Regions from separate parts of the Homo sapiens genome. Here region 2 is linked to region 1. A link is an interaction called in ENCODE POLR2A ChIA-PET data of the cell type or tissue named here. Cell type or tissue: CD4-positive, alpha-beta T cell. All regions are shown on one strand. Links, peaks and the distances in the headings refer to the core of each region. The heading gives the core; the rest is flanking DNA.

Region 1 (15,446 bases), core at 5,041-7,540:
AAAATATTTACTGTTTGCCTTGTCTAAGCCAACATTTTAGCCCCTCTATACCAAGGCAAGTGTGTGAGAAAAACCTTGATTGTCTCAATGCTTTTTAAAAAATGCCTCCTCAGTTCCTCCACTTTACTCCATCACCTTGGCCATGCCACCATCATCTCTTCCTTTGGCAACTGTCAGCTTTCATACCTTTCTCCCTGCATTCTCTCCCGTAATCTGGTCCTCCACACAGATGCCAAAGCGATCTTTGTAAAAATAAATCCGATCACATCACTCCCCTTCCCACTGGATTTAGGCTTAAGTCCAAAGTCCTAATGTGGCCCTGTGAAGTCCGGCCCCTGCCTCCCTCCTCAGCCTCCTCTTCTGCCTCCCCTGCCCCTTGCTTTTATGCTCCTGCCCCACTGGCCTTTCAGCCTCCAAATGGCCAAGGATTTGTCCCCAAACCTTTCACACTTGCCATTCTTGCTACCTGGAGGCACATCCCCTGCTAACCCTGCTAACTCTTGTTCATCTCCAGGTCTGGGTTGGTTTTTTGTTTTCTGTTTTTTGTTTTTTGTTTTTGTTTTTGTTTTTGTTTTTGTTTTTGTTTTGAGATGGGGTCTGGCTCTGTTGCCCAGGCTGGAGTGCAGTGGCACAGTCTCAGCTCACTGCAGCCTCTGCCTCCCAAGTTCAAGTGATTCTCCCACCTCAGCCTCCCGAGTAGCTGGGATTACAGGGTCATGTCACCACACCTGGCTAATTTTTGCATTTTTGGTAGAGACAGGGTTTCACCATGTTGGCCAGGGTGGTCTTGAACTCCTGACCTCAGGTGATCCACTCACCCTGGCTTCCCAAAGTGATGGGAATATAGGTGTGAGCCACCATGCCTGGCCCAGGTCTGGGTTTAAATGTCACTTCCAAACAGTCCTCCCCTGCCCTCTAATCTAAAATAATCCTTCCCCTAAGATGGTCTTATGAATCCTGTGCTTTTCCTGAATAGCACGTACACAGATGATGGTGCCAGACTGAGCTGTATGGCTATTACAGCTCACTGCAGCCTCTGCCTCCCAAGTTCAAGTGAACTTGGAGCTGTAAGCTCCACGGAGCAGGGGTCACCTCTGTTTTGTAAACCATTGTACACCCAGCATCTAGCACTATGCAAGGCACACAGAGGCTCAGTAAATATTTTTCTAATGAAGGAATGATTGGACCTGCTTCATCTCATCTATTTACTCATTTTGTAACTCAACTGTCTTGGGCCTAACAGACCTGTAGATGCAAACAAGGTCATATTTACAATGATGTCCAGGTTCCAGTAGCTTTAGCCACTGTCTTCGGATTCTCCTCCAGTTAACTTCTGAGAGGCCAAGAGAGGGAGGCTGTTATCTCTCACGTGTTTAGGCACCAGTATACTCACGCTTCCTACTCTGGTTCCAGTGTTCTGTTGCCCCACGCATCCTCTGCTGACAATGCCTTCCCAGATGCTGCGGATCCACTATGCACCACATTTATCTGCTGGTGAATTGACCCAATCCTTCAGGACACCAAATCTGCCCTGCAGTCCACATGACAAGGAGATTGGGGAAGAGGTAGAGGGGAGAATGGCCAGCCTGTGCCCAATTCTGAGAGGCACTGCTTGGACCCTGGCTCCCTCAGCATCTTCCATGAGCACAGCTGGCTCTCTTCTCAGCCGAGCCCTCCCTCCATCAGACAGAACAAGGGATACCAACCCTTCCCTCCGTCTCTCTCTTCTCACTCTTCCCTGTTGCCTCTTTCTCCTTGAGCTCAAAAGAAGGGGAATGTACCTACATGCCATCGTTAGCTCACAGCTAACCTGAAACACAACAGCCCACACTGGGGACTGATTAGCATGGTCAAAATATTTGCTGTTTTCTCAGTCTAAAGTCAACACTTCAGCCTGTCCATACCAAGGCAAGGGTGTCCTCTGCACCACACCATTTGTGCAGTAGATACTACCTAGAAGCCTAGTAGCTGTGCACTCACTTCTATTGTTTTAAGTTTTGCTGTAATTCATTCATTAAGTCAACAAATATTTACAAAGCACCTCTTCAGGGTCAGACACAATCAGCCATCGGGTCCTTCACATTCTCTCAACTCTGTCCCTTCTCTGCACCCATTCCACAGCCACTGCCTTACTTCAAACCTCTCTCACTTCTTTCCCTGATGACTGCAATAGTCTCAGCACTCGTCTCCCTGCCTTTCTGGCTGGCCCCCTGTAATACAGCCTCCAACGCAGTCAGGGAGATCTTATTCGCAGACAGGCTGATGATACCAAGCTCCTGCTCAAATCTTTGGGTTCTCCATAGTCTTCAGGCTGGAGTTTAACCTCCTTAGCTTCGCACTAAAGGCCTTTTGTGATCTGCCTGCTGCCTTGTTCGTTCAGCCACATCTTCTACCTCTCCAGTCCCAAACACTCTTTACTTCAGTCCCTTAGAACTATCTGTGGTTCCCAGAATGAGGCATGTTTTCTAAGACCTCTGGTCTCCTACATTCTGTTCTTTTTGCCTGGAATGCTTTCTCCCACTGTTTTGTCTAGACAAGGGCTGTCTATTAGGACTTTCTGTGATGAGGGAAAAGCTCTGTATCTGCTCCATCCAATGTGGTAGCCACTAGCCACTAGCCACATGTGGCTATTGAATACTTGAAATATGCCTGGTATAAATGACTGAAATTGCCACATGTGGCAAAGAGCTGCCTTATAGGGCAGCGTGGGTCCAGACAACTGTTACTTACTTTGAAATCATTAGCTCAGGGCTCCAGGTCTCCACTGGGAAACCATCCCAATATTATGGTTGATGTAAGTGCCCCCGTTCCCCCACCCCCACTTATGTTCCTGTAGTAACCTTGTTCTCCCTCTATCCCAATACTCAGAACACCATTGTCAGTGATTCACTGATCTGCCTCCTCTGCTAGACCAAATCTTTTTTAGGTCAAAGATATGCAGTGCAGTCAATAAATGGTTGATGCCTAGATGCAGTGACGTGCTGGTAAAGATTTAATAATTGGCTCTCTCTAAGAAGAAGCCCTAACTTGTGGTATTTGCCAATTCTATGGTGTAAACACTCCCACCATATGCCAAGAGAATGAGAAGACAAGTCACAGACCAGGAGAAAATATGTACAGAAGACATATCTGATAAAGGACTATGATACACAAAGAACTCTTAAAACTCAACAATAGGCAGGGCACAGTGGCTCACGCCTGTAATCCCAGCACTTTGGGAGGCCGAGGCAGGTGGATCATGAGGTCAGGAGTTTGAGACCAGCCTGGCCAAGATGGTGAAATCCCGTCTCTACTAAAAATACAAAAATTAGCCGGGTTTGGTGGCGGGCACCTGTAATCCCAGCTACTTGGGAGGCTGATGCAGGAAAATTGTTTGAACCCGGGAGGTGGAGGTTGCAGTGAGCCAAGTTCCTGCCACTTCGCTCTAGCCTGGGCAACAGAGCAAGACTCCATCTCAAAAAAAGAAAGAAAGAAAGAAAGAAAGTAAGAAACAAAAAAAACCAACAACAACAACAAAAAAACTCCACAATTAGAAGATGAACAACCCAATTTAAAAATGGGCAAAAGACATGGACAGCTCATGGAAGAAGATATAGATGGCAAGTGAGGAGATAAAAAGATGCTCAATATCATATGTCATTAGGAAAATACAAATTAAAACAATGAAATATCACCACACACCTATAAGAATGCCCCATATCTATAATACTGACAACACCATATGCTGGTGATGATGTGAAACAACAGGAACTCTCATTCATTGATGGTGGGAAGGCAAAATGGTACAGCTACTTTGGAAGAGAGTTCGACGGTTTCTTGCAAAACTAAACTTACGCTGGTCATAGGATCCAGCATTCACACTCCTTGGTATTTACTGAAAGGTGCTGAAAACATCCACACAAAGACCTGGACATGGATATTTATAGTGGCTTTATTCATAATTGCCAAAACTTAGAAGAAACCAAAATGTCCTACAATAGGTGAATGAATAAATAAACTGTGGTACCTCCAGACAATAGAATAGTATTTAGAAAGAAATAAGCTACCAAGCTATGAAAGATGAAAACCCTTAAATGCATATTATTATTATTATTATTATTATTATTATTATTATTAAGATGGAGTTTCACTCTGTCACCCAGGCTGGAGTGCAGTGGTGTAATCTCAGCTCACTGCAACCTCCACCTCCCTGGTTCAAGCAAATCTCCTGCCTCTGCCTCCCAAGTAGCTGGGATTACAGGCGCCCGTCACCACGCTTGGCTGAATTTTTTTTTTTTTTTTAGTAGAGACGGGGTTTCACCATGTTGGCCAGACTGGTTTTGAACTCCTGACCTAAGGTGATCTGCCCACCTCAGCCTCCCAAAGTGATGGTATTACAGGCATGCGATGCTGCACCCAACCCTTAAATGCATATTACTATGTGAAATAAGCCAATATGAAAAGGCTACACACTGTACCGTTTCAACTACATGGCATGCTGGAAAAGGAAAAACTAGAGAGGCGGTAAAAAGATCAGTGGTTGGAAGGGTTGAGGGTGGGAGGCATGAATACGCAGAGCCCGGAGGATTTTTAGGGCAGTGAAACTCCTCTGTGTGATGCCACAACAATAGACACATGGCATGACACATTTTTCAAAACCCATAGGATGCACAACAGGAAGAGTGAACCCTAATGTAAACTACGCATTTCGGGTGATTATGGTGTGTCAATGTAGGCTCAACAATTGTAACAAATATATCACTCTGCTGGAGGATGTTGACAGTGAGGGAGGCTATGCGTGTGTGGGGACAGGGGGTATTTGGGAACTCCCTGTGTCTTCTGTTCCATTTTGCTGTGATCCTAAAACTGCTGAAAAAAAAAAGTCTACTTAAAAAAGAACAACTCCCACCATGGCAGATTTCAGGCTACCAACATGACATCACTGAATCCAGAGTTGGGAAGAGATGTACACAATTGTTTTTCATGGGCAGATAGGAGCCAGCCCCAGCACACCACCGCATGAGTGAGTGAGTGAATGAGTGAATGAATGAATGAATGAATGAATGAATGAAAGAAATGTGCCAGATGCTGGGAATACCAGGGACGCCATCAGGCTCTTTAGGGAGAAGTCTATTCAGACCTGCGAGAGCTGGGCATGCAGCTGCTAGTCGGATTTCAATTCCAACTGAGGAGATAAAGGATCAGGGAGTCCCATCTTTGATTTAGTCAGTAAATCGAAGATATGGGACATTTGTTTTCTTTGGGTGCTTTACCTTTAATACCAAGACTTGTCAAGGCATCTCTATTAAGTGGCCCACTCAGACAAGTGCAAAGTGAGTGAGCTGGAGGCGAAAAAAACAGAGGCCTGACCAAAAGGCTCTAGAGCAACAAGAGGCTCATGATTTCCCATCACAAGAAGTCCAGAGACAAGACAGCCATTGGCTGGCTTAACACAATGGCCCAACAATGCATCAGTGATGTCTCTGAGCATCAGTGGTGTCTCTTCTCAGTGGCTTACAGCTCCAGACATCACATGCAGACGTGACAATGTCTAATGGAGAAGGGGCACATTCTCTCCCAATTCTACTCAATGAGAAACCCTTTCCTTCCTGGAGGTCCTTCAGCGGCCATTCACACAGATCCCACTGGCAAGACTGGATCCCATGCTGTTCTTACACCAGCCATTTCCAAGAGAATGAGGCCACCATAACTGGCTTAGGCCAATTGGTAGGACCCTTCAGGAGGCAGAACCTGGGAACCTAGGCAGGGCTCTGCCCACAGGAAGAAGCAGGTGAGCGTGTGGGGGTGGCGGATGGTTGTCAAAACCCAATATACAGGGAACATTACAGGAAGAGTCACTTACTTTACAATCATGTCATTTCATAAACATTTCTTGACATAATTAGGGAACAAGAGGCAGCATGAAGGAGCACAGCTTCCCTGCCATTCCCCCCGCCACAGTGAGACGCCTGCAAGGACACAGACACAGCCTTTCCATCAGCCTTCCTCTGTGGATCCCCCATCCACACTGAGCCAGCAGGTCAATGGGGACAGGTTCCATGCTGTTCAGAGAAACCAGCACTGTACACAGTGGGGCCCTGCATCCACTGCAGGGGTGGACGCCTCAGCCAGCCCAGGACTGTGCCGTCATCCCTGAGACTCACTGATCCTGATGTGAGACTCTCCCCGACAGGGGCTTCCAGGCATGGCTCTATGCAGGGTCATTTGTGGCCACACTATGACGTGGGCGATCCCATTTCTACACATCTAAATTCCCCAGGGCAGGCAGCATGTGGTATCTCACTCCCTCGGCTCTAACCTGGTTATGGGAAGTTGCTAGGTAACTGCTTCCCACACTGGAGGAGGCTTAGTTACCATGGAAAGTCCAGATGGGTGGGGGGGCACAGAGGAAGGGAGCACTGGCTGGGGGGTCTGCAGCTGGGATTCTGTCCCCACTCTCTCCTGAGCCCCTGGACCTAAGGGGAGTCTCTCAACCCCTCTGGGCCTCAGTTTCCTCCTAGTAAAATGAAGGAAAGGCTGGGTCACTTCTTGCTCTAAACCACTGATGCATGTGGATGGCATACCCTCAGTGAGCACTGATCCTCAGACACCTCTTCGGCAAGGAGTGACTCAAGATGGGTGCAGAAAAGGAATGCATTAAGTTTATGTCTTAGCCTGGGCAACATAGCAAGACTCTGTCTCTACAAAAAACATTTTTTTTTTTTTTGAGACAGAGTTTCACTCTGTCACCGAGGCTGGAGTACAGTGACGTGATCTCCACTCGCTGCAACCTCCGCCTCCCGGGTTCAAGCGATTCTCATGCCTCAGCCTCCCTAGTAGCTGGGATTACAAGCATGTGCCACCACACCCAGCTAATTTTTGTATTTTTAGTAGAGACAGGTTTCACCATGTTGGCCAGGCTGGTCTCGAACTCCTGACCTCAAGTGATCTGCCTGCCTCAGCCTCCCAAAGTCCTGAGATTACAGGCATGAGCCACAGCGCCCGGCCCTCAATTTTTTTTTTTTAAATTAGCTAGGTGTGGTACATACAGGCACCTGCCTGTAGTCCCAGCTACTCCAGACGCAGAGGTAGTAGGATCACTCGAGCTCAGGAGTTTGAGACTGCAGTGAGCTATGATTGTGCCACCACACTCAGCCTGAGTGACAGAGCAAGACCCTATCTTAAAAAACAAAAACAAAACAAAACAAAACAAAAGGCCAGGCGTGGTGGCTCATGCCTGTAATCCCAGCACTTTGGGAGGCTGAGGCAGGCAGATCATGAGGTCAGGAATTTGAGACCAGCCTGACCAACACGGTGAAACCCCATCTCTACTAAAAATACAAAAATTAGCTGGGCGTGGTGGCACACGCCTGTAATCCCAACTACTCAGGAGGCTGAGGCAGGAGAATCCCTTGAACCTGGGAGGCAGAGGTTGCAGTGAACCGAGATTGCACCACTGCACTCCAGCCTGGGCGACAGACCGAGACTCTGTCTAAAAAAACAAAAACAAAAAAGTTTTTTCTTTAAAAAAATAGAGAAACTAGCAAGCTTGTGTCTCTATTAGGATAAATAAAAGCTATAGGCCAGGCGCAGTGGCTCACACCTGTAATCCCAGCACTTTGGGAGGCCGAGGCGGGTAGATCCCCTGAGGTCAGGAGTTCAAGACCAGCTTGGCCAACATGGTGAAGTCCCGTCTCTACTAAAAATGCAAAAATTGGCTGGGCATGGTGGCTCATGCCTATAATCCCAGCACTTTGGGAGGCTGAGGTAGGTGGATCACCTGAGGTCAGGAGTTTGAGACCAGCCTGGCCAACATGATGAAACCCGTCTCTACTAAAAATGTGAAAATTAGCTGGGCATGGTGGCGGGCGCCTGTAATCCCAGCTACTTGGAAGGCTGAGGCAGGAGAATCACTTGAATCCAGGAGATGGAGGTTGCAGTGAGCTGAGATCACACCATTGCACTCCAGCCTGGTCAACGAGAGTGAAACTTCATCCCAAAACAAAACAAAACAAAGCAAAAATTAGCCGGGCATGGTGGTGGGCCCCTGTAATCCCAGCTACCCTGGAGGCTGAGGTGGGAGAATTGCTTGAACCTGGGAGGTGGAGGCTGCAAGGAGTCGAGATGGCGCCACTGCACTCCAGCCTGGGCGACAGAGCAAGACCCTGTCTAAAAAAAAAAAAAAAAAAAAAAAAAAAAAAAAAAAAAAAAAAAAAAAAATTGGCCGGGCGCAGTGGCTCACACCTGTAATCCCAGTACTTTGGGAGGTCAAGGCAGGCGGATCACCTAAAGTCAGGAGTTCAAGACCAGCCTGACCAAGATGGTGAAACCCTGTCTCTACTAAAAATACAAAAATTAGCCAGGCATGGTGGGGGGCACCTGTAATCCCAACTACTTGGGAGGCTGAGACAGGAGAATTGCTTGAACCTGGGAGGTGGAGATTGCAGTGAGCCGAGATCGTGCCACTGCACTCCAGCCTGGGCAACAGAGCAAGATTGCACCTCAAAAAAAAAAAAAAAGTTATAGAGATTCTCCCTTCTGCTAGGAGAAATTTCACTTCTGACATCAATATTCACAAGTCCTGGGGCTCCCTAGGTCCTCTTCTGAACCGAGGCTTCCTAAAAAAAAAACTTAGGATGCAATGTGTGTCCCTAAAACACCCAGCTTGCTAAAGCATGATGTCCTTTCAGACAGGGTCTCCCAGTTCTTGGGCTCTGCTGGTCCTTCTGCCCCAGATGGAGCCATGGCACAGGCCCAGCCCTCTCTAGGTTGCTGGGACCCATCCTGACTCCTCCAATATGGGCCACTGCATAAGCCTCTTGGGTCTGCTATTTGTTCCTTCTTTCATTCTGAGATCCAGCCCCACCTTCTTCCCTTGCTTCTGCAATAAGATCTCTGCCCAGGCCCAGATGCTGGGACCAGTGCAGTACCCAGCTCCCCGTTCACCTGCCTTGTTCATGCCAATCCCATTCCCAGAATCCATATGACATTTCCAAGCACTAGCTGCCATCCTCCTGTCTACACGCCCGAATCTCCATGATGCAGTGGTGGCTCCCTCTCCCACCATGCATGTCACCCACTCAGCACTCTGATGACCTTGTGCCGGAGCCCCTGCTCCTGCTGGCTGCACAACACCCCCACCACCATCTGTACCCACAGTCACAGGAGGCCCCTGTAATCCCCGAAGACAGGTTGGACCCCATCCCACCCCCAGAAGCTGGTCTTTACTCCCACTTCCTTCTCGGTCTCCACCTCCAGGGTCCAGTTTTAAGTTTTGGCCACTCCTGATCCCTCCCCACCACCATACAAACATGACAAACAGGGCAATGTCTGAGTGTGGCTAAGGACGCTGCAGTCATCATATCAGGTAACATTCTCCATCCCCACTCAACAACTGAGTTTTCTCCTGGCTGGGAGCAGAAGGAGAAATTCACATCTTTTACATATAGAGTGAGCCTCTCTAGGGTGTCAGGGTCAGTGGTCTCTCAGCTAACAGCTTTGCTCTGGGGCATTCAAGAACCTTCTGGCCCTGCAGAGAAAACCCCACCCTTGAGCTGTACACCCTGTCCCTCCCCTCCTTTCTAACTATTCTCTCTTCTCTCCTCCAGGCAATGTGGAGAGGTGGAAAAGTCACAAGCTTTGAGTCAGAAACACGTGGGCTGCAGTCCAGACTCTGCTACTTACGCTATCAGCCTGGACAAGTTTCTTGACCACTCTGAGCTGATCTAGAGAACTGGGGATAATAGCACTGAGTTGTCATGAGAAGTAAACAAAATTATAGGAACTACTTGGTAAGAACCTAGCAAGTGGGAGAGACATCATGACTGCTTTCTTCATTCTTTTTATTCCTATGGCCCAGGCCAAGCAACAGGGCATGAAGAGAAGAAACTCAGCTGGGCGTGGGGGCTCACGCCTGTAATCCCAGCACTTTGAGAGGCTGAGGCGGGCAGATCATGAGGTCAAGAGATCGAGACCATCCTGGCCAATATGATGAAACCCTGTCTCTACAAAAATACAAAAATTAGCTGGGTGTGGTGGCGCACCTGTATTCCCATCTACTTGGGAGCTGGGAGAGGGAGCTCCCGCGTAGGGAGAATCACTTGATCACTGAGGCAGGAGAATCACTTGAACCTGAAAGGCGGAGGTTGCAGTGAGCCGAGATCGCCCCACTGTATTCCAGCCTGGGCAACAGAGTGAGACTCCATCTCAGAAAAAAAAAAAAAAAAAAAAAAGAGAAGAAACTTGGTCCATTCCTAAGGTTCCTGGCCCTCCCAGGAGTCTTGCCCAGCCTCTACCTCACCCATAACTACTTTCCATTTTTGGCAGAAACAGCCTCTTCTTCACCCCTCCCTGCCCCACCCCAGTGGGACTTGTTGCTGCAACAGCCTCCTTCCCTTTGAAACTTGCCTGTCCTGTGTTCCGCCCTCCCCGGGGTAATCTCTCTGCACCCATCAAACTGATAACTTGCCAACACAGCACATCAACTTTGGGAGAGCTCCCCTCCCTCACCTCACCCACCCTCCTCCAGGGTACACCTGTCCTGTGATGGCCACCTGCAAGGGACAGAGTGCTGAGGGTGTTGGCCAAGTAAAGGAATAATTTTTGAAGGGAGAATGCCAGGTTAGGCAGGGGTGTCAGAGGCATCCCGGGTCACTTCCTCTGGTGGCTCTCCACTGCTTTGCAAGGCATCCCACCCAGATCAGTCACTGGCTTTACTAGAATGCCCTTCCCCTGCCACCCCCAGCTTGGGGTTCAAGCTGCCTCTTGGAGGTGGGGCTGCATGGAGGCAAGACATCTGGGCCACCCTCAACCCCTGCACCTTGCCCTGCACCTGCCCTCGACCCCTGCACCTTTCTCCTTCTTCGGTAACTGTGCTCACATAGGTCCCTCCACCTCCACCTAGGGGCCTCCTTCCTTTCTATTTACCTCTGTTCACATCCTAGCCAGCCTTCAAGGCCAGGGAAAAGGCCACCCCCTTCACAAAGTCATCTTTGATTCCACCCTCAGCCTAGAGCAAGCAGCCTTGCTGAACCTTCTTCTGACGGGTGCTCTCTCTGCCAGCCTTGCCCTAAAAGGGTGAGTGCACTCAGGTCCTGTGCCCTGGAATGTCCAGGTTCCAGGCCCCAAGGACAAGGCTGAACTAACACTAAGGAAATAATTCTAGCCCAGGCCTCTTGGTTGGGGTCAGAGCTGCTTTAAACTTTGCCTAAAAATGTTTCTGGTGCTGCCAGCCATAAAGCGGGGAGGCACTCCCTTGAGTCAGGTGTGTCTGACTCAAAAGCACTCCGCCTCTGTCATGTGGGTGAAGTTGTTCACCCAAGCAGCCCTGCGCTGCCTGCACAGCCTGCCAGGAACCTCTGCTCCAAGACTCTCTGTTCCTGTGTGGCTACCTAGAGAAAGCAAGAAAAGACCCCATGCCTCCCCGAGGCTTCCTTTCTGAAACTTCCCTAGTCTCAGAACCTGAGCAGCCCTCTTTCTGTAATGCTAAATGTCACTGGAGCCCACCGCGGGCTCTCCCTACCTCGGGTCCAGCCCATGCTCTTGGTCAGGTGCATCCATCTCAAGCATCATTTTTATCCTGCCATTCCCCAGTTTCCCAGCCTTCCATGGCTCCCAGCTGAAAACAAAATGCAAACTCAGCCTGGAATTCACGCACTCAAGAGCATCTGTGAGACAACTTGTATTTCTGGCTCCTTGTCATTTTCCCATCCCTGAAATACACATATATGTACATATTTACACACTGGTACACACATACACATACATGTACTTACATACACACATGTACACACACACACACACACACACACACACACACACACACACACACACACACCATGACCTAAACGAGTCAGTTGGTTTAGTCTGCATTTACCTTAAGCACTACATTTACTCAGTCACTCACTCACTCTTCATCCACTCAACTCTCTCAGTACCAGGTCTGTTCTAGAGCTGGAACATAACTTTCCTGCTTCCCTACCATCAGCTACTACCTAGAATATCCTCCCCTGTCCCTTCAAGCACTTTGGGAGGCCAAGGTAGGTGGATCACCTGAGGTCAGGAGTTCGATACCAGCCTGACCAATATGGTGAAACCCCATCTCTACTAAAAGTGCAAAAAATAGCCAGGCGTGGTGGCAGGTGCCTATAATCCCAGCTACTCAGGAGGCTGAAACAGGAGAATCACTTAAACCTGGGGGATGGAGGTTGCAGTGAGCCGAGATCATGCCACTTTACTCCAGTCTGCGTGAAAGAGCGAAACTCTGTCTCAAAAAAAAAAAAAAAAAAAAAAAAAAGCATTAAAGACCAGAGGGTAGAACTCAAGCTAATCTGCCACGGTCATCTCTCCAGTGACCAGCTCTTGCTCTGGATCAATGCACATCAGGAACACACCGTGGGGTAGTTCTAACAAACAACCCCTGTGCGGAGAGTCTTCAGGCGGGGAGAAGCGCCAAACCCTTAGGCCTCTTCCTAGGCAGCCTTTGGATTAAACCCTCTCTCTTCCTGATGCTGGTCCTCCATCCGCACTGGCTGGAGAAAAGGCCTCCTTTGGACTATGCCTCCCGGGAGGACATGGATGCCGAAATCCTTCTTCATCTTTAAAGATAATCAAAAATGTCTACCAGAGCCAGGCATGGTGACTGAAGCCTGTAATCCCAGCTACTTGGGAGGCTTAGGTGAGATCACTTGAGGCCAAGAGTTCAAGGTTGCAGTGAGCTATGATTGTGTCACTGCACTCTAGCCTGGGCAACAGAGCGAAATCCTGTCTCTAAAAAGAAAAAAAGGTCCACTGTGTACACCCTACCACACATATGCATTCTCTCTCTCTCTGTGTCACACACACACACACACACACACACACACACACATACACAGTCACACTGGGCAACAGAATGGCTGAAAAGACTCATGTTCAATTAAGTTGTCTTTGGCATTTGGGTTCTTATTTCTATGTTCCTATGGTATTTACGGCAGGGGAAGAGAGGAAACCCTACTAAGTTTTGAGAAAGAATTCCCAATCCGTTTGCAGTAAAGAGGGTGAGGGGGCCGGACGCGGTGGCTCAGGCCTGTAATCCCAGCACTTTGAGAGGCCAAGGTGGGCGAATCACGAGGTCAAGAGATTGAGACCATCCTGGACAACATGGTGAAACCCCGTCTCTACTGAAAATACAAAAATTAGCCGGGCTTGGTGGTGGGCGCCTGTAATCCCAGCAACTCGGGAGGCTGAGGCAGGAGAATCGCTTGAACCCAGCAGGCGAAGATCCGAGAAGTGAGCCAAGATCACGCCACTGCACTTCAGCCTGGCGACAGAGCAAGACTCCGTCTTAAAAAAAAAAGGCGGGTGCAGTGGCTCACGCCTGTAATCCCAGCACTTTGGGAGGCTGAGGTGGGCAGATCACCTGAGGTCAGGAGTTTGAGACCAGCCTGACCAATATGATGAAACCCCATCTCTTCTAAAAATACAAAAATTAGCCTGGCGTGGTGGCATGCCTGTAATCCCAGCTACTCAAGAGGCTGAGGCAGGAGACTCGCTTGAACCTGGGAGGCAAAGGTTGCAGTGAGCTGAGATGGTGCCACTGCACTCCAGCCTGGGGGACAAGAGAGAAACTCTGTCTCAAAAAAAAAAAAAAAAAAAAGCGGGTGACCTCGGGTGAAAGCCCAGGGGTTAGGGCCTAAGGCCTGGGAACACCCTGATGAATGTGACAGTCCTGCCATCAAGGAACTCACAACTGCTGGGGGAGACAGACCATGAGAACACAGAGCCTGGATGCTCAGACAGGTCTAGCGGGAAGCAAGGAAAGTCCCTGCACCCGGACTTAGAGGCCCAGGAGAGACTCTACAGAGGGAGTGACCACCAGGCTAAAGACAAGAGGAGCCAGAAGAGTCTCCCGTGGGCTGGGGAGAAACACGTGGTAGCAGCAGAAGCTTGGGGAGGGGAAGAAAAGTAGGTCTGAATCCTAAAAGGCCTCGAGGCGCTTGGGCTGTAGCCTGCAGGGATAGGGACCCTTGGCAGGGTTTTGTGCAGGGAAAGGACATAATGGTGTTTACCTTTTAGAAGAGATCTAAGGGGAGAATCCGGTTAGGGAGCCCAGTTAGGAGGCTCTTGCAAGGCTCTTGCAAGGATGTCCAGGAAGGGAGGAGTGGGGAGTGGCAGCAGGGAAGGAGGGAGGGGCAGTGACGGAACCACACCACGTCACCCCACATCACATCACACCCTAGCCCAGAGAAAGCCTCTTCTGGTCTGGTGGCCTAAGGGAAAGGAAAGAGTCAAAATGAGCCCCTGTTTCCCATGCTGGTGAGATGGAGGCTGGCTAGTGGAGGGCTGGGTCGTTTTGGACATGGTAAACCCAGGAGGAGGGGCATGCCTGGGGGGCATAGGAGAAGGGGCTGACAGGTGCCATTTGGGACAAGTTGTGTTGGAGGTGCCTGGGGGATGTGTGACTGGAGATGACCAGCAGGCAGCCTGATGAACTGGCATGGATTGAGGAGAGGGTTCTGGAGTTGAGCTAGAGTCATCCAAGCACAGGGAAGCGAGGTTGCCCACGGATGGGCGAGATGTGAAAGGCGGGAAGGTCAGGGCAGGGTCCCGAGGAACAGCGCGTTTCAGAGATGGATGAAGGAGAATGAGAAGGAGTGGCAGGGAGGCAAACAAACAAACAAAAAACAGGAATCACCAATTCAGAGAAAACAGTGCAATGGCAGAGTCTTCAGGGGACTGGGAGCCTCTGTACCTCCAAGGCTGGAGAAGCAGCAAAGCCCCTGAGTCTGGAAGGTCTGTGGGGGCAGGAACTTGCCTGGTACATAATTAGTGCTCCATAAACAGTCATTTAATGAACAGATGAAAGCCGTAGGTGAGTTCCGACACAGGTGAGAGACCTCGGTGTATGCGTATTGTGGAGCAGTCGAGTGGATCAGACGGGAAGGTTGCTTAAGTCGTTCAGTCCTAGGATCTCTGCCTCTCCTCCCAGTGGGCCTGGGGGAACCCCTTCCCCTTATTCTCTCTCTCACCCTCTCTGGCCAACCAAGAATTTTACAGAGGCATGAGAGAGAGAGCCCCTGAAGTTTTGTAGAGATGCTCATGACACAGATTGCTACAGAGGAAAAAAGTCACCCCTGGAAAACTCATCTAAGAATATATCATGAAGTGGGCTATTTTGGGACTCAAATTACACAAGAGGGCCTGGGAAGTGTGCAGGGATGAACACAGCTACAATTAATATTAACTAGAAGGTGTCATGTCTTTATCTTGTGAACACACAGCCCTCAGTGCCTGGCGGGTGGGCGAGAGGAAGGTGAATCCCTCCCGCCATGTACCCAGGCAGGAGTTGGGTGGTTTTGGGGGAGGGTGTCTGCCGGAGGAAGGAGGAGGGAGCCAGGCAGGGTTGCGGGGAATTGCTGGAGGAGGCGCCAGTTCTCAGGAAGCCTGAAGTCACCTTGGGCAAGGTGGCCTCCGAAGTTGGAAATGTA
Region 2 (15,446 bases), core at 8,089-10,588, 440 kb before region 1:
GGGGGAGGAGCCCTGGGCTTGTTCGCTGCTCCATCTGCAGCTGGCAGCCCAGCACCTGGCATGGAGAAGACACGCAATAAGTGAACGGTGAATCAGAAGGGACCACTGGGTTCACTCAGCCGGGTTCTGAGGGCCTTCTGTGTACTTGACACCACAGAGTGTGGGACCTGGAGTTCGTCCTCCGGGATAGACCACACCGTTTAAGCTCCATCGGCTAGAGAGTAATAATAACAACCAACACAAACTCAAGCATTTGTGCTGTTCTACGTGCTTTACATTTGTTAACTTGTTTATCCCCCCTACCCTTCCAGGTAGGAATTGTCTTTTGCATTTTACAGACGAGGAAACAAACACAGAGAGGCGAAGGTCACACGGGTGGAGTCAGGGGTGGGAGTTAAGACTGGCAGCCTGGCCGCAGGATTTGTGGGGGCGCTCCTGTCCCAGCCACCAGGGAGAGCAGTGCTGTGGTGCTGGGTGGGGCCTGTCAAGCCATGGGGTCAGGTAGGCCCCTGGAGGGTGAGGAGGAGCTGACCATGTATGGGCAGCGGGGATTGTTCTAGGCGGAGACCGCTGTAGCGAGGACCTATCCCCTGTGACACACGAGTGGCCCTTCAGGATGCCATGCTGGGCTGGAGGGTCGCAAAGGCCTCAGACTCCATGATTTTGTCCTAAGGGGAGTGTGGGGCCTGGAACCCAGTGACTGTTCAGACATATGCCTCCTTCCTGCTTCTAACATAGCCGGATTGTTGTCTTACTTATTATGTGTATTGCGTATTGTCTGTTTCCCCGCCCATACCCCACTGTAAGCTCCGCAAGGCAGGGATCTTTGTTTTGTTCATTGTTATATCCCTAGCGCCTGGAACAGTGCTTGGCATACGGTAAGAGTTCAGAAACGCACGAAATGAGTGGATGAGAGCTGAGTTTGGGACGCCAGTGAGCCGCTGGGTTGAGGCCCAGGAGGTCGTGGGATGTGCAGCGAGTCAGCCTCTCAGGAGGGCAAAGGACCAAGCTCTGTCCTCCTCCCGATCTAGGCTGAATCAGCCCACGGTCCCCCGGGTGGAGGAGTTTTCTGCCAACGTGCCAGGTGGACCCCTGCAGCGTCCGCAGCCCAGCCGGGCACGGGCGGGACGGCAGGCCAGGCGCTGCCCCAGCCTCCCGCGGAGTTATCAGCACATCCGCGGGGCCGGGCGCATTTCTGCCAATAGGTGGCGCCGCAGGACAGCTTTCTCACGCGGCGAGACTCCAAGGCCTCAGCTGCGCCCACCCGGGCTAGGTGGGGGTGGGGGTCCGGACGTCCTTCTGCCTCGGCTGGCTCCTTGCAGCCAGCACCGTGTGGCCCCGGCTTCCTGCTGTCCCGCACCCCCTCCCACTCTCACCCTGGCCTGGAGGAGTGGCTGGGGAAGCTGAGGCAGAGCCACCAGGCTGGGCTGCCCAGGGCGGGGGGCGAGGTCCCTTCCTGAAAAGTGTGCAAATGACAGCTGGGAGCTGTGTGACCCCAGCAATCCCTTAACAAAGAGTGCCTCAGTTTCCTCATTGGTTGGATGGGGCTTGGCAGGGCAGCATCCCCCTTCTAGGAGAGGTGTGAGAACCGGTGGATCAATACCGTGCCGTGTGGGCCGGGCCTGGGTGGGTCTGCGCCCAGGGACTGCGTGTAGAGGGTGCTACAGCGCTGCCATGCTACCTGCTCCCTCTGGGCAAGACGGGATGGGCAGGGGCAGCCACTGTTGGGCCCAAGCAGATCACCCCACAGCCCGCATTTGGGCACCTGCGACCTGCCAGTCTTGACGTTGGCCCTGATGGGTCAAGCTGGGGGAGGGGGAGGGGGGTTGGGCAGCTGCTTCCTGTCTCCCTGTGGGAGGGCGGGTCATGAGGTCTCCCAGGCTAGTTCCCCACCTGGCATGACCCTGGATGAGCGGCTTCACTGCTCTGAGCCTGTTTCCACACTGGGTCCCTGCCTGCCCCTGATCCCCGCACTGAGGCTTTTGGCCACACAGAGGAACCATCGCCATAAAGGGCCCTTCGGCCCCCATGCCCTATGTCTCCTCCCAGGCTCCGTGAAACAGCTTAACTACCCTGGGCCTGGGAGGCTGAGAGGCAGGTGGCTTTCTGCAGGGCTGTGCAGCCCTTCAAGAACAGAGTCAGGACTCAAGCCCAGGTCTCCGGGTCCTAAGCAAGAGTATGTGTGTGGCCCCCAGGGACCAGTGGCCCCCTGGAGAGGGGACCGTAGGGTCTCTGGGAGGTGAGCAGTTCTGGAGAGGGTGTCCTGGTGGTCTGGGGCTGGCACAGATGCCCCGGTTTCCACAAGGCCTCGGCTCACACAGCTGTGTGTCCACAGGCAAGCCGCCCTCCCTCCCCTAGCCCATTTCCTCTTCCGAGGTTTTGGGGGCTTTAGAGAGTATTGTCCAGTCCTCCATACAGGGCCGAGGCGGGAGGCGCCCGGAGCTCCTGGCTCCTGTGGTATGAAGGGAGCACTTGCTCCAGAGCCAGGCTGTACATCCTGGCTTTTCCACTTACTAGCTGTGTGACTTTGGGCAAGTCCCACAACCTCTCTGTGCCTCGGTTTCTTCGTTTATGAGTTGACTATGATAATAATCCCTACCTCATAAGGCTGCTGTGAGGATCGAGGGTTGAGCATTTGGAATTCCGTTGGACGCAGAATAAGCACTCTAGTTTGTGAATCAGTGATTGCTCTGTGGACAGCAGTGTGCCGGTGGGACCTGGGCCCCCATCTGTGGGTGTGACCTGCACTTGTATGTCGCCTCTGGATTTCCACACTCTTGTGCTCACACACGGTTAGGTTGGAGGCCACAGGGAGTAACACCTGACAGCCTGGAGTCGCTGATTCCCGTTCAGACGCCGCCTTTGCCGCTTAGCAGATGTGTGACCTGGGCACCTACCTCACCTTTCTGAGCTTCGAGGGGGCGCTTGGGGTCTGTTGGAGGTGCAGTGAGGTGGCATGAAATGTGCTCAGCACCAGGCCTGGCATTTATTCATCTGTGCAGTCAATAAATACCTGCTGATACCACTGACGGAGCAGCCAATAGGAGAAAAACCAGCCAGCATTTGCTGAGCGTGAACCAGGAGCTGCTCCACGTGCAGGAGGCGGGCATTGGGGTGAATGAAGGGCTCCGTTGGGCCTGGCGGTGCCCACATGCTCGTGTTACACTCTCAGCAAGTGTGAGTCTCTGTCGTCCAGGGTCTGCAGGGTTCAGGGTGGCACCCACCAGTCCCAGGGACAGCAGCCCCCTCAGGGCATCCAGGCAGAGGCCAAGTGGCTTCTTTCCAATCATGTGAATGGTGAAATAGTGGCATGCCTGATTTTAAGGGTATAATGAAGACACAGAAGAAGCTACTGGAAATTATCCATGGAGATATGGGGTCAGCCAGTAACCCCCGGGTGGGGGTCAAAGGTGGGGTCTTTTTAATGTCTCCACCCTGACCAGCCAAAGATGCGGCTCTGCCATTAAGCTACTGTGTGAAGTTTTTTTTTTTTGTTTTTTTTTGTTTTTATTTTTTTTTTTTTGGAGAGCAAGTCTTGCTCTGTCCCCCAGGCTGCAGGGCAGTGGCGCGATCTTGGCTCACTACAACCTCCTTCTCCTGGGTTCAAGCGATTCTTCTGTCTCAGCCTCCCGAGTAGCTAGGATTACAGAGGCCCGCCGGTGTGCCTGGCTAATTTTTGTATTTTCAGTCGAGACAGGGTTTCACCATGTTGGCCAGGCTGGTCTCGAACTCCTGACCTTAGGTGATCTGCCTGCCTTGGCCTCCCAAAGTGTTGGGATTGCAGGCATGAGCCACCAGTGCCTGGCCTGCTGTGTGATCTTGGGTACATTCCTCCCAGTCCCTGGAGAAAGATGGGGCGGAGTCCCCAGTCCTGCCAGGTCCCCAGGGCCACTGAGATGTTAAGAGGTTACAGGAAGAGGAAAGGGTGAGCTTGGAAGACTGAGGGGAGAACTTGGGGGCCCCTTAGCAAGCAAGCACCCCTTCCTCAAGCCAACTTGTACCCAAAGACCTTACCAGTAGGTTGGGGTCAGATGGGAGGTCCTTAGGCAGAGCGGATGTCACCTGGCTCTGGGAACTTGACCTCGCTGTAAGATCTAGAATAAGTCCCTCCTCTATTCTGGGCTTTGCTATCCCCATCTGGGCAGTAGGGACAGACATAGCACTTTGTCGCAGAGAAAATATCCCTATAGGGCTTTGGGAGAGGAGGGCGTGGGGAGTGGGTGGTTCTGGGGCCTCAAGATCTCTGTGGTGGGGGTTCTGGCTCCCAAGGGGCTAGAATGGGGTTGGGGAGAGTTCTGTCCCTTCTAATCTCCGTCCTTTAATTCTAATTATGTCTCCATTAAAATGCAAATTTCCAACCAATACCCTTGGAAGGGAGGCCCTGTTGTCATAGCAACTGGCGTCTGTGGGGTGGTTGGGGAGAGGAGCAAGTCTCCATCTTCTGATCCTTCCAGACCAAGCTGGGGCCTGCCCAGAAGCCCCTTTCCTCCCCAGCTCAGAACTCTGAGCATCTCATCCACAGCTTGGGGGGCTCCTGCCCTGAGGCCATGTCTTCAGGGAAAGGGAGCTGGGTAACCATGCACAAATCATTTCTCCTTCTTGGCCTCAGTATCCCTATCTGTGAATTGGAGATAACAAGTCCTCTCTTGCACGCCCGTCCTGGGGATTCAGTGAATTAATGTATGAGCCATCAGGGAAGGGAGTCTGCCTTCCAATGAGGTTCCCGGGAACTCCCTGAAGCCAAGGCCTGGAGGCCTGGACCGCTCCCTGTGTGGGGTCAAGGCTGTCTCCTGCCTTCAAGTCCTACTCCCTGCTCCATCTGTGGACAAGGAGCCAAAAAGATGGTGTAGGACGTACCTTTAAGGCCTATGTAGACTCATTTCTTCAGGCTGAAGCTTCCATCCTGCTAATCATGTAACCATTTAACTTTATGCTGTTCTTTCCTTGCAAGTTGGATATGGATACCTAGAAAATGGGGAGGGGGTCTTTCTTCTCCCAGCGGATCTGAAAACAAGGGAGGATAAAGAGAAGAAATTTTAAGAAGGGAAAAGACAGCTGGCAAAAGAAGCAGCAAGAGGTGAATATGTGAGGCCTTTTTGCCTCTGCTGGTAGGAAGCTCAGGTTGGAAATTATTATTCAATTGTCCTAAGTGTAATTTATTACATGACTGTATTATATCCCTATATTATTCAGCTCTAATAAACGTTCATGTCAACTTTCTAGTACATCTAGCTCATGCCTATTCCCTAGTGGTTTCTGATCTTTTATTTCACTTAAAAAATCCTCTTTAGAAATAGCTGAGAGTATAAATTATAAATTAGCAATTATGACAGAGAGAGAGAGAAAGAGAGAGCATGCACAGCTGTTCTGTGCAGACCTTTCAGCCCCTAGGCTTCCATGATTGTGGCCTTATACTAAGTGCCAGGAGGGGAAGGATATACGCGGTCTTGTTCTGTTGCCCAGGCTGGAGTACAGTGGTGCGATCTAGGCTCACTGCACCTTCTGCCTCCTGGGCTCAAGCAATCCTCCTGCCTCAGCCTCTGGAGCAGCTGGGACTACAGGTATGCACCACCACACCTGAATAATTTTTTTTTTTTTTTAGTTGGAGTCTTGCTCTGTTGCCCAGGCTGGAGTGCAGTGGCATGATCTTGGCTCACTGCAACCTCTGCCTCCTGGGTTCAAGTGATTCTTCTGCCTCAGCCTCCAGAGTAGCTGGGACTACAGGTGCGCGCCACCACGCCTGGCTAATTTTTGTATTTTTAGTAGAGATGGGGTTTCACCATATTGGCCAGGCTGGTCTTGAACTCCTGACCTCGTGATCTGCCTGCCTTGGCCTCCCAAAGTGCTGGGATTACAGATGTGAGCCACCTTGTCTGACCCACACACGGCTCATTTTTGTATTTTTTGTAGAGGTGGGGTTTCACTGTGTCATCCAGGCTGGTCTTGAACTCTTGGCCTCAAGTGATCCACTGCCTTGGCCTCCCAAAGTGCTGGGATTACAGCTGTGAGCCATCACACCCAGCCCAATTTTGCATTCTTAACATTGAGCTGGTGAGAATGCATCCCATCAAGAACAAAGGTGAGCCCCTGCCTCTAAAAAAATTAAAAAAAAACCCCAACTATTGTTGTATTAAAGTTCTGAGATTTTAGAATTTTGATAGCATAGCCTAACATGTACTGACTAATACATCTTCCAGTTCCCCTCGTGACAGTCCCCCTTGATCCCTCTGGGAAGCCAGGCTGGGGCTCTGGCATGGTCTGTATCACAGGAGGGGTACAGAGGCACAATGAGGAGCAACAGGCTTTGCCACAGTTTCAAAGTCACATGCTCACTCAGTCTTCCAAACCATTCCCCCTGTGGGCTCAGCCTTCGAGAACACAAAGGACTAAGAAGCCTGCGCCTCAGCCTCTCCACTTCCCTGGCCAGGAGCTGAGCCTTCTTCCAGGCCCTGGGGTTTCCTCAGCCACAGAGGAATCCACACCTGGGGATCATGAGGTCGCTGGGAGGTGGACTTAGAGAAGAATGAGTGTTGGGGCTTGGGCTCCCTACCGTGTACTAGGTGCCAGCCTAGGACAGTCCGCCCCTCTGGGCCCCCTTGGCCAGCAGAGAGAAGGTGCAAAAGTGTGCTCCTGTTCACCCTGCATGGTAGAGCTGAGCGTGCAGGGAACAGGGCCTGAGGAGGTCAGGGGGACTTCCCTGAACCCCAGAGCTCTTGGGTAGGTGTGTTCGGAGGGCTGCATCTGTGTGAGGTGCCCTGGACCAGGAGGCAGGATGTGGCCAGAAGGGAACTGTAGGAGCTCAGAGGAGAAAAGAGAAAAGAGTTGAACACTGGACCAACAAACTCCACGAAGACCCCCAACAGGGGGCCAGTTCAGTCCATTCCAGCCCGTGGTATCCAACCCAGGAGATGCTCCCTGAGTCTCCATTTTCTGTCCCTCAGGGCTGGGCTTTGGAGACACAGAAAAGAGTGGTGCTGTCCCTGCAGAGAGACCCTGCCTTGGTGTGATAAGGGCTGGTGGTGCCAGAGTTGGAAAGGAGGGGAGGCAGGGAAGGAAACCAGCTGGGGGCCTGAACACCAGGCAAAGCATTGTTACCCTGAGGGCAGCACTGGCTATGTAATATGTGGAGCCCACAGCAAAATAAAAAGGCAGGGCTTGGCCGGGAGAGTGGCTCATGCCTGTAATCCCAGCCCTTTGGGAGGCCGAGGCAGGCAGATCACTTGAAGTCAGGAGTTTGAGACCAGCCTGGCGAACATGGTGAAACCCTGTCTGTACTAAAATATACAAAAATTAGCCAGGTGTGGTGGCAGGCACCTGTGATTCCAGCTACTCGGGAGGCTGAGGCAGGAGAATTGCTTGAACCTGGGAGGCAGACCTTGCAGCGAACTGAGATCACGCCATTGCACTCCAGCCTGGGTGACAGAGTGAGACTCCATCTAAAAAAGAAGGGCGGGGCCCCTTGTTAGAAAATTGTTAAACATTTCGAGGTGGCCACAGCAGAGCATTAGCCAAGCATGAGGCCCTTCTGAGGGTGGGGCCTTGTGTGACACTGTGTGTGGCTCTCTCTGTGAAGGAACCCTGCTCACAGGCACACAGAGCTTTGGAAGAGTTTTGGCTTCGGCATTTTCTTTTTCTGTTTTTTTTTTTTTTTTTTCTTTTTTTGAGACAGAGTCTCACTAGTAGCTGGGACTACAGGTGCACACCACCACGCCTGGCTAATCTTTTGATTTTTTTTTTTTTTTGAGACGGAGTCTTGCTCTTTCGCCCAGACTGGAGTGAAGCGGCACGATCTCGGCTCACTGCAACCTCTATGCCCCGGGCTCAAGCGATTCTCCTGCCTCAGCCTTCCGAATAGCTGGAATTACAGGCGCCTGTCTCCACACCTGGCTAATTTTTGTATTTTTTTTCAGTAGAGACGGGGTTTCGCCATCTTGGCCAGGCTGGTCTGCAACTCCTGACCTCAGGTGGTCCACTCGCCTAGGCTTCCCAGAGTGCTGGGATTATAGGCATGAGACACTGTGCCTGGCCTTGATTTTTTGTAGAGATGAGATCTTACTGTGTTGCTCAGGCTGGTCTCGAACTCCTGCCTTCAAGTGATCCTCTGCCTTGGCCTCCCAAAATGTTGGGATTATGCAAGTGAGCCACTGCGCTTGGCAGCTTGGGCATTGTCTAAGACATCCCACCCTCCGCCCCCAGTTAGCATGGTGGCTTCTAGCAGGGACTCTGGAGGCAGATGGCCTGGTTCAGATTCTGTCTATGACCAGAGGCCAGAGACTTACCCTGCCTCTGCCTCAGTTTCCTCATCTATGAAATGAAAAGAATAATCACACCCACCTCAAAATGTGGCCAGGAGGGTGGGGTGAGAAACCGCCAGCCAGGCAGGGCAGTAATTACTCCACAGGTGGCAGCCATTGACACAGCCCTTGACGCCCCCCAGCCCCCACCCAAACTCACAGCTTACTTCTTCATCTTGCTTCTTGTCTGTCTTTCCCCACAGAACGTAAGCACCTGGGGCTTCGGTCTGTCTTGTTCCTCTGCTGTGGCTGGAGCCCCCAGTGGTGCCTGGTAGATGCATGACACCTACTATGTGCCAGATGCCATTGTTGAATGAATGAATAAGTGTCAAACCATTTGTTTAGGTTAAAAAAAATCTGTTGAGTGCTACTATGTGCCAGGGGCCGTTTGGAATGTGGAGGAGGTGGGGTGTCATTCTGTTGCCCAGACTGGAGTGCAGTGGTGCAAACACAACTCACTGCAGCCTTGATTTCCTGGGCTCAAATGATCCTCTCACCTCAGCATCCCTAGTAGCTGGGGCCACAGGTGCATGCCACCATGCCCGGCTAATTAAAACTTTTTTTTTTGTAGAAACAGGGTCTCATCATGTTCTCTAGGCTGGTCTCAAACTCCTGGCTTCAAGCAATCCTCCCACCTTGGCCTCCTAAACTGCTGAGACTGCAGGTGTGAGCCACCCAATACATCACTTTGAGAGGCCGAGGTGGGAGGATTGCTTGAACTTGGGAGTTCGAGGTTGCAGTGAGCCATGATCACGCCACTGCACTCCAGCCTGGGCAACAGAGAAAGACTCTATCTTAAAAAAAAAAAACAATCCCGCCAGGCTCACACAGGCAGTGGCTCACGCCTGTAATCCCGGCACTTTGGGAAGCTGAGGTGGGCAGATCACGAGGTCAGGAGTTCAAGACCAGCCCGGCCAACATGGTGAAACCGCATCTCTATTAAAAACACAAAAATTAGCCAGGCATGGTGGCATGCGTCTGTAATCCCAGCTACTCAGGGGGCTGAGGCACGAGAATCGCTTGAACCCAGGAGGCAGAGCCTGCAGTGAGCCAAGATCGTGCCATTGAACTCCAACTTGGGTGATAGGGCGAGACTCCATCTAAAAACAAAAACCAAAAAACACAAAAAAACAAAAAACCCCAAAACAAAAGTTAAGTCAGATAAAGTGCCTGCCAAGAGAAGACCTCAAGAAACGCTCACCAGGATTATGATCATACGGCCATCTGCAACCAATTCCCCGGCTGCGTGCGCGAGCCCTGTGTGCTTTCCAGTACCACGTGGGGGCGTTCTCCTCTGTCCCTTACTTTCTCTACCCCCTGCCTCCCCGACCCAAAGCTCAAGTCTGAAGGGGGATTTCTTGCAGGGAAGCAGTGGTATACAGAGTTCTGCAGGAAAATGAGAGCTTCTAGTCTCTCCTTCTCCCTTCTGTGAAACAGGAGAGGAAATCCTCCCTCCCTCTTGGGAATTACTGAGTGTTTCTCAGACTCCAGCTGAGTCTCCAGTCCCTAGTTCCTCAGAGACCCAGATGAATTAAAGTTGTAAGTAAATTAGGAATCGTTCATTATTTGATGGCTGGGATCCTTTGGCAGGTGGAGTGGTGGAGGAGGGGAGGTGGGGCCATCTTCCTGCTGGGCTCAAAGATTCTCTCCGGAGAGGTGTGTTTGGCCCAGGCCAGCCCAGGGGCCTAAGAGAGAGAGCCGGCCCCCACTCCTCCTGCTCAGAAAGATCCTTCCCACAGTCTCAGATACCACTGTCTTCCTGGACAATCTTGCAAGAGGCCTTTTCTCTCTCAGCCTTAGTTTTCTCATCTGCAAAATGGTACCAAGGGTGGGGGGGAAGATTCTATTCAATTGTCTTTAAGGTTGATTTAGGCAGTAAGTTTCTTTTTCTTTTCTTTCCTTTTTTTTTTTTTGAGATGGAGTTTCGCTCTTGTTGCCCAGGCTAGAGTGCAATGGCGCAATCTCGGCTCATTGCAACCTCCGCCTCCCAGGTTTAAGGGATTCTCCTGCCTCAGCCTCCTGAGTAGCTGAGATTACAGGAATGAGCCACCACCTCAGCTAATTTTGTATGTTTAGTAGAGACGGGGTTGGTCAGACTGGTCTTGAACTCCCGACCTCCGGTGATCCACCCGCCTTGGCCTCCCAAAGTGCTGGGATTATAGGCATGAGCCACCGTGCTCGGCCTTCTTTTCTTTTCTTTTCTTTTTTTCTTTTTTTTTTTTTCTTGAGACAGAGTCTCGCTCTGTTGTCCAGGCTGGAGTGCAATGATGTGATCTCGGCTCACTGCAACCTCTGCCTCCTGGGTTCAAGCGATTCTCCAGCCTCAGCCACCCAAGTAGCTGGGACTACAGACGCACACCACCATGCCCAGATTTTTTTTTTTTTTTTTTTTTTTTTTTTTTGAGATGGAGTCTCACTCGCCCAGGCTGGAGTGCAGTGGCGCGATCTCAGCTCACTGCAACCTCCGCCTCCCAGGTTCAAGCAATTCTCCTGCCTCAGCCTTCTGAGTAGCTGGGATTACAGGTGCGCACCACCACGCCCAGCTAATTTTTGTATTGTTAGTAGAGATGGGGTTTCACCATATTGGTCAGGCTGATCTCAAACTCCTGACCTCGTGATCCACCCGCCTCTGCCTCCCAAAGTTTTGGGATTACAGACGTGAGCCACCGCGTCCGGCCTGCCCAGCTAATTTTTATATTTTTAGTACAGATAAGGTTTTGCCATGTTGGCCAGGCTGGTCTTGAACTCCTGACCTCAGATGATCTCCCCACCATAGCCTCTCAAAGTGTTGAGATTACAGGCGTGAGCTATTGTGCCCACGTCCTTCCAGGCTCAAGTGATCTTCCCACCTCAGCCTCCTGAGTAGCTGGGACCACAGGCGTTTGCCACTATGCTCAGCTATAGGCAATACGTTTATATCCATAAACTTGGACATCTCTTCTTCTGTAATACCTGCGATACTGTTTTTGTTCGAGGAACCAATTTGTACCCCCACCCTAACCCTAGGATATTCAGCCAAGTATTTTTCTCATATAGAAGGACAGATAACTAAGTGAATCGGTATGGCAGGCTCTGTGCTAGCTGCTGGGGGTGCTGCAATGAGTTATGGTATTTCCTGCCTTCCAGAAGCTCCCTCTCCAGTGGGGGACACTGGGGAGCTGGGCCTCGAAGGAGAAAGGAGGGCACTCCAGGTTGGGGGGAGCAGCATGTGCAGAGGCCTGGAGGCATGAGTCAGTGAGGGATAGGGAAAGTGTAACTGACCTCTGAGGAGCAGGTGTGTGCCAGCCAACGAGGCCCCTTTGTCTGACCAGGGGAAGGGAAGGTTAGTGCTCCTCTCCCTCCCCAGAGGAAAACAAAATTTTAGAGACTGTCAGAAATGTGATGGAGCTGTCAGGAGAACATGAAACAGCCACGTACCCTGGGAAACGGAAGTCACAGCTCTGTTTGTTCTGTGACAGTGTGAAAACTCACAACCTTTTCATCGAGATGGGTAACGAAAACATGAGAAAACTGGAAGTGCTTTGGTTTGGCTCAGCTGAGGACATTACTCCAAGCCCGCCCAGGCTCTCCCCTCCGGCCTGGATTCGTTTCTGTGTCAACACTCGCCCAGCCTTGCACAGCCGGGCACACGGGCGTCTCCCTCTGCAGTGGTTCCCCGACTTGTCGGCCATCTTCGCTGGTGGTGTTTTCCTTGGTCACTGTGGTTATTTGAAAGCGATGTCAAAGCAAACACTGCTCTCTCTCCCTGAAAACCCCTGGCAGGAGCTGCCTTTCTCACCGTCCCTGTCCTTCGTCTCCTCCTGTCCCTTCCTTCCTGCCGCAGCCTCTTCCCTCAATCCTACTGAACTCCTTCCTGGGAGAGGTTAGGGCGGGAATCGCCACCTTCCAGGGCACGGAGAGGCGAAGCGGAATTCAGCACCACGGACAGCAGCCCGGCGCGCAGTTGGCGTGCGGTTGGCTCAGGAAGTTATTCTGTAGGTTTTGTAGGTTTATGACCCGCTGTTGGGTAGCAAAAGGCCTTGAACGCTGACTCAGGAGGTCGGGGTGCAGGGAGCTGGATCGGGGGTGCTGATGATGTCGGAGGAGCTCCTTGTGGATCTGGAGATAATTTTCCTATAAAATTCCCTCTCTCCTTTGTTTCCAAGACCCTTGACCACACTTGCACCTTCCCCTACCACCTCTCCCTCCACAGTTAATAATAACATACATGTGTCTGTGTGTACTCGACAGGGAATGCGAACGTATTTGCGTGAATCTGTACCTTGGTGTAATAGTGTATTTAATACAAGTAGTATCTGGGTGTACGTGTGAGGATGTTTGTGGGATTTGTGGGTCTGTGTGAACGTGTCAGTCTCTGTGTCTGTGTGTGTGTGCACATGTGGGGCTGCGAGTGTCTCCGTGGATTTCTTCTCCTTTAGGGGAGGGCAGCTCTGTGCCTGGGAAGTGAACGCTGTGGGTTAAGCATCGAAGACCACCCTCCCCACCAGTTTTCTCTGGAGGGTCAGGATGCAGGGGGATCCCTAGACTCAGGGATCGAGAGATTATTTGCCAATGGTATTCACTCCCTCCTTTGTTTCCAAGACCCTTGACCACCCCTCCACCTACCCCAACAAGTTTGAGTGCATGCATGTGCACACATACACACACATACACACTTCCACTTTTTCTGTGGTCTGCAAGCCTTGGCTCTTGTTTTTTCTCCCTTCACACCCCACTCTCCCCTCTCCAGCCCCTTGTCATGGGTCCTCAGCCCCACTACCCCAGGCCTTCATTCCCTTCTTCTGGGGGAGTGTCTGGCCTGGCAGCCACAGGAGACTGGCGTGGTTCATCTTATACTTGCCTGCTGTGTGACCTTGGGCAATCATCGCCCCCTTCCACTTGATTTCCTGGCTTCAGAAAGGGGCTCTTTGGACCATGTTATTTCTAAGCTCAGAGCCCAACCCCATGGTCAGCTCCTAGCACTGACTCCCTAGTGGGAAGAACTGTGGGCCAGGTTAGGATGTGTGCCAATGGCTGCAGGAGAGCACAGGCAGCACCCTGTGGGCATGGAGAGGGAGAGGAGGCAGGGGCTCTGAGTGTGTGTAGAGGGGAGGGGAGGCGAGGGTGGGAGGAAGAACACAGGAGCTGCTGGACCAGAACAGAAGAACCCCTTGCCTGTATATTTAGCTCATCGAGGAATATAAACAGAAACCTGGAGCTGGCTCAATGCTCCCCCCGAAGTGTGAGTCATCACTGCTGCTGCAGCTAAAGTTAGGCTCCAATCACAGGCTCCCTTCTCCTCTCACTCCTCTTCATCCTTCTTGGTTCCCTTATTGCCTCCTTATCTCTTTATCTCATTCTCCTCATCTCTCCCCTCTCCTCTCCTGTCTTTCTCCCCCAATTTTTCACCTCTTTGATGCTCTAAACTCATCCCCTCCCCATCAGTCAGTTCCCTCCTCTTCCCTCTCCTTTGATTTTTTTCTATCTTCCTCCTCTCTCTCTCTTTTCCCTCTGTCTCTAGTACCAATGTCTTTCCCTCTTCTCGAGTGCATTTGGGAAAGGATCTATTTGTGCTTGTGTTTGTGTGAGGGTGAACTTAATAATAATAACATGATGTGTCTGTGTGTACTTGAGAGGGAGTGTGAATGTATTTGTGTGATTTTGTATCTTGGTGTGAGAGTGTATTTAACAAAAGTGGTATCTGTTTGGGTGTACACGTGAGGGTGTTTGTGGGTCTGTGTGAATGTGTCAGTGTGTGTATCTGTGTGTGCACACGTGGGAGTGTGAGATTGTGTGTCAATGTCTCCATGTGTTTATTCTCCCTTGGGGGGAGGGCAGCTGCATGCCTGGGAAGTGAATACTCTGAGTTAAACATCAGAGACCACCCCCAAGTTTGCTCTGGGGGGTCAGGGTGCAAGGGGACCCCCAGACCTCTGCAGGCTGAGATTGAGGTGGTTGCAGGCTCTGGGCTTATCTGGACCTAGCTGGGCAAGGGGAGTGGGGTGGGCATGGGCTTGGCTTTCAGGCCCTGCCCTGTAACTTTCTGCTGTGTGACCTTGGTCCAGTTTCTTGGTTTCTCTGATTCCTGCTCTGCATGTGCCAGAGGTGTGTGATGAACCTGCTCCCCTCTGCAGGCTGGGGCCTGGTGGGGGCAGTCAGGGAATTCACAGGCATGGGGGAGTAGTGAGGACACGCTAGTCACCGGATATCCTGAGGACTCTTGTTCAAGTCTGTGCCTCATAGGGGTTGGCTCATCTGCTTCCCAAATGTCTATTTATAATTTATGCCGACTTTCAAATGGAATTGGAGGCTGGGCCCCCCACTGGAAGGGCCCCCCTCATCTGAATCCGTGGATGGCCATGCCCACATTCAGGGTACATCTTCAAAGACACTCCCTGCAGGGAGCTCCCCCTCGGAGAGTGTGCATCTGCCTCCTCCATCCCTCCCTAACATCCCCCACCATGGCCTGCCTCTGCCCTCCATGAAGGGATTCCTGGAAAGGTTTTATGAAAGGGAGAGAGTGTGTGAGAGTGTGTGAGAGATGAGAGATGGACGGGAGGAGCTGAGAGAGGCGCCTGGTGGCGGGCAGGACAGCTGGAGCCCCAGGCTCTGCTCAGCCAGCCTGGAGAAATATCTGGGTCCTCAGCTGGGTAGGTGGGTGCAGATGTCAGGGCCCTTTGTTTCAGGAACCAAGGAACCTGCACAGCCTTTTTGCTCCAGAGTGACACCTTTCTCCCAGTCTATTCTATATAGCAATGAGGGCAAGCTTTTTAGGATTTTTTTTCTTTTTTTAGAGATGGGGTCTCACTCTGTTGCCAGGATGGAGTGCAGTGTCGTGATCATAGCTCACTGCAGCCTCGAACTCCTGGGATCAAGCTATCCTCTTGTTTCAGCCTCCTGAGTATATATCTGACACATGGCACTTAGTACAGGCACATGCCACCATGCCCAGCTAATTTTGAGATAGAGTCTCGGTCTTGTTGTCCAGGCTGGAGTGCAGTGGCATGATCTTGGCTCACTGCAACCTCTGCCTCCTGGGTTGAAGCAATTCTCCTACCTCAGCCTCCTGAGTAGCTGGGATTACAGGCGCCCGCCGCCATACCTGGCTAATTTTTGTACTTTTTAGTGAGACGGGGTTTTGCCATGTTGGCCAGGCTGGTCTTGAACTCCTGA

Evidence for each region. ChIA-PET counts read pairs that join two places held together with the same protein. Peaks named below come from ENCODE experiments on the same cell type or tissue, not always from the same donor. Only the 100,000 strongest peaks of a DNase experiment are listed, where the experiment ranks them.
Region 2: POLR2A ChIA-PET joins it to region 1 with 5 read pairs; 4 of 35 experiments call an interaction of 5 or more read pairs at or near these places.

Annotation. Positions count from the first base shown.
Region 1 is chr22:39,974,588-39,990,033 of GRCh38, forward strand. It overlaps LOC124905155, which reads left to right and starts at 14,818. Exons shown (of 2, transcript XM_047441700.1): 1 at 14,818-14,846. The coding sequence starts at 14,818. In CD4-positive, alpha-beta T cell, for the core only: no CTCF peak of the experiment used is centred there; no DNase peak of the experiment used is centred there.
Region 2 is chr22:39,533,754-39,549,199 of GRCh38, forward strand. No RefSeq gene overlaps it. Among named protein-coding and RNA genes, the nearest start is that of RPS19BP1, 8.7 kb to the left of the region's middle. RefSeq lists silencers at 991-1,285, 1,151-1,200, 1,261-1,350. In CD4-positive, alpha-beta T cell, for the core only: no CTCF peak of the experiment used is centred there; a DNase peak (open chromatin) is centred at 9,578.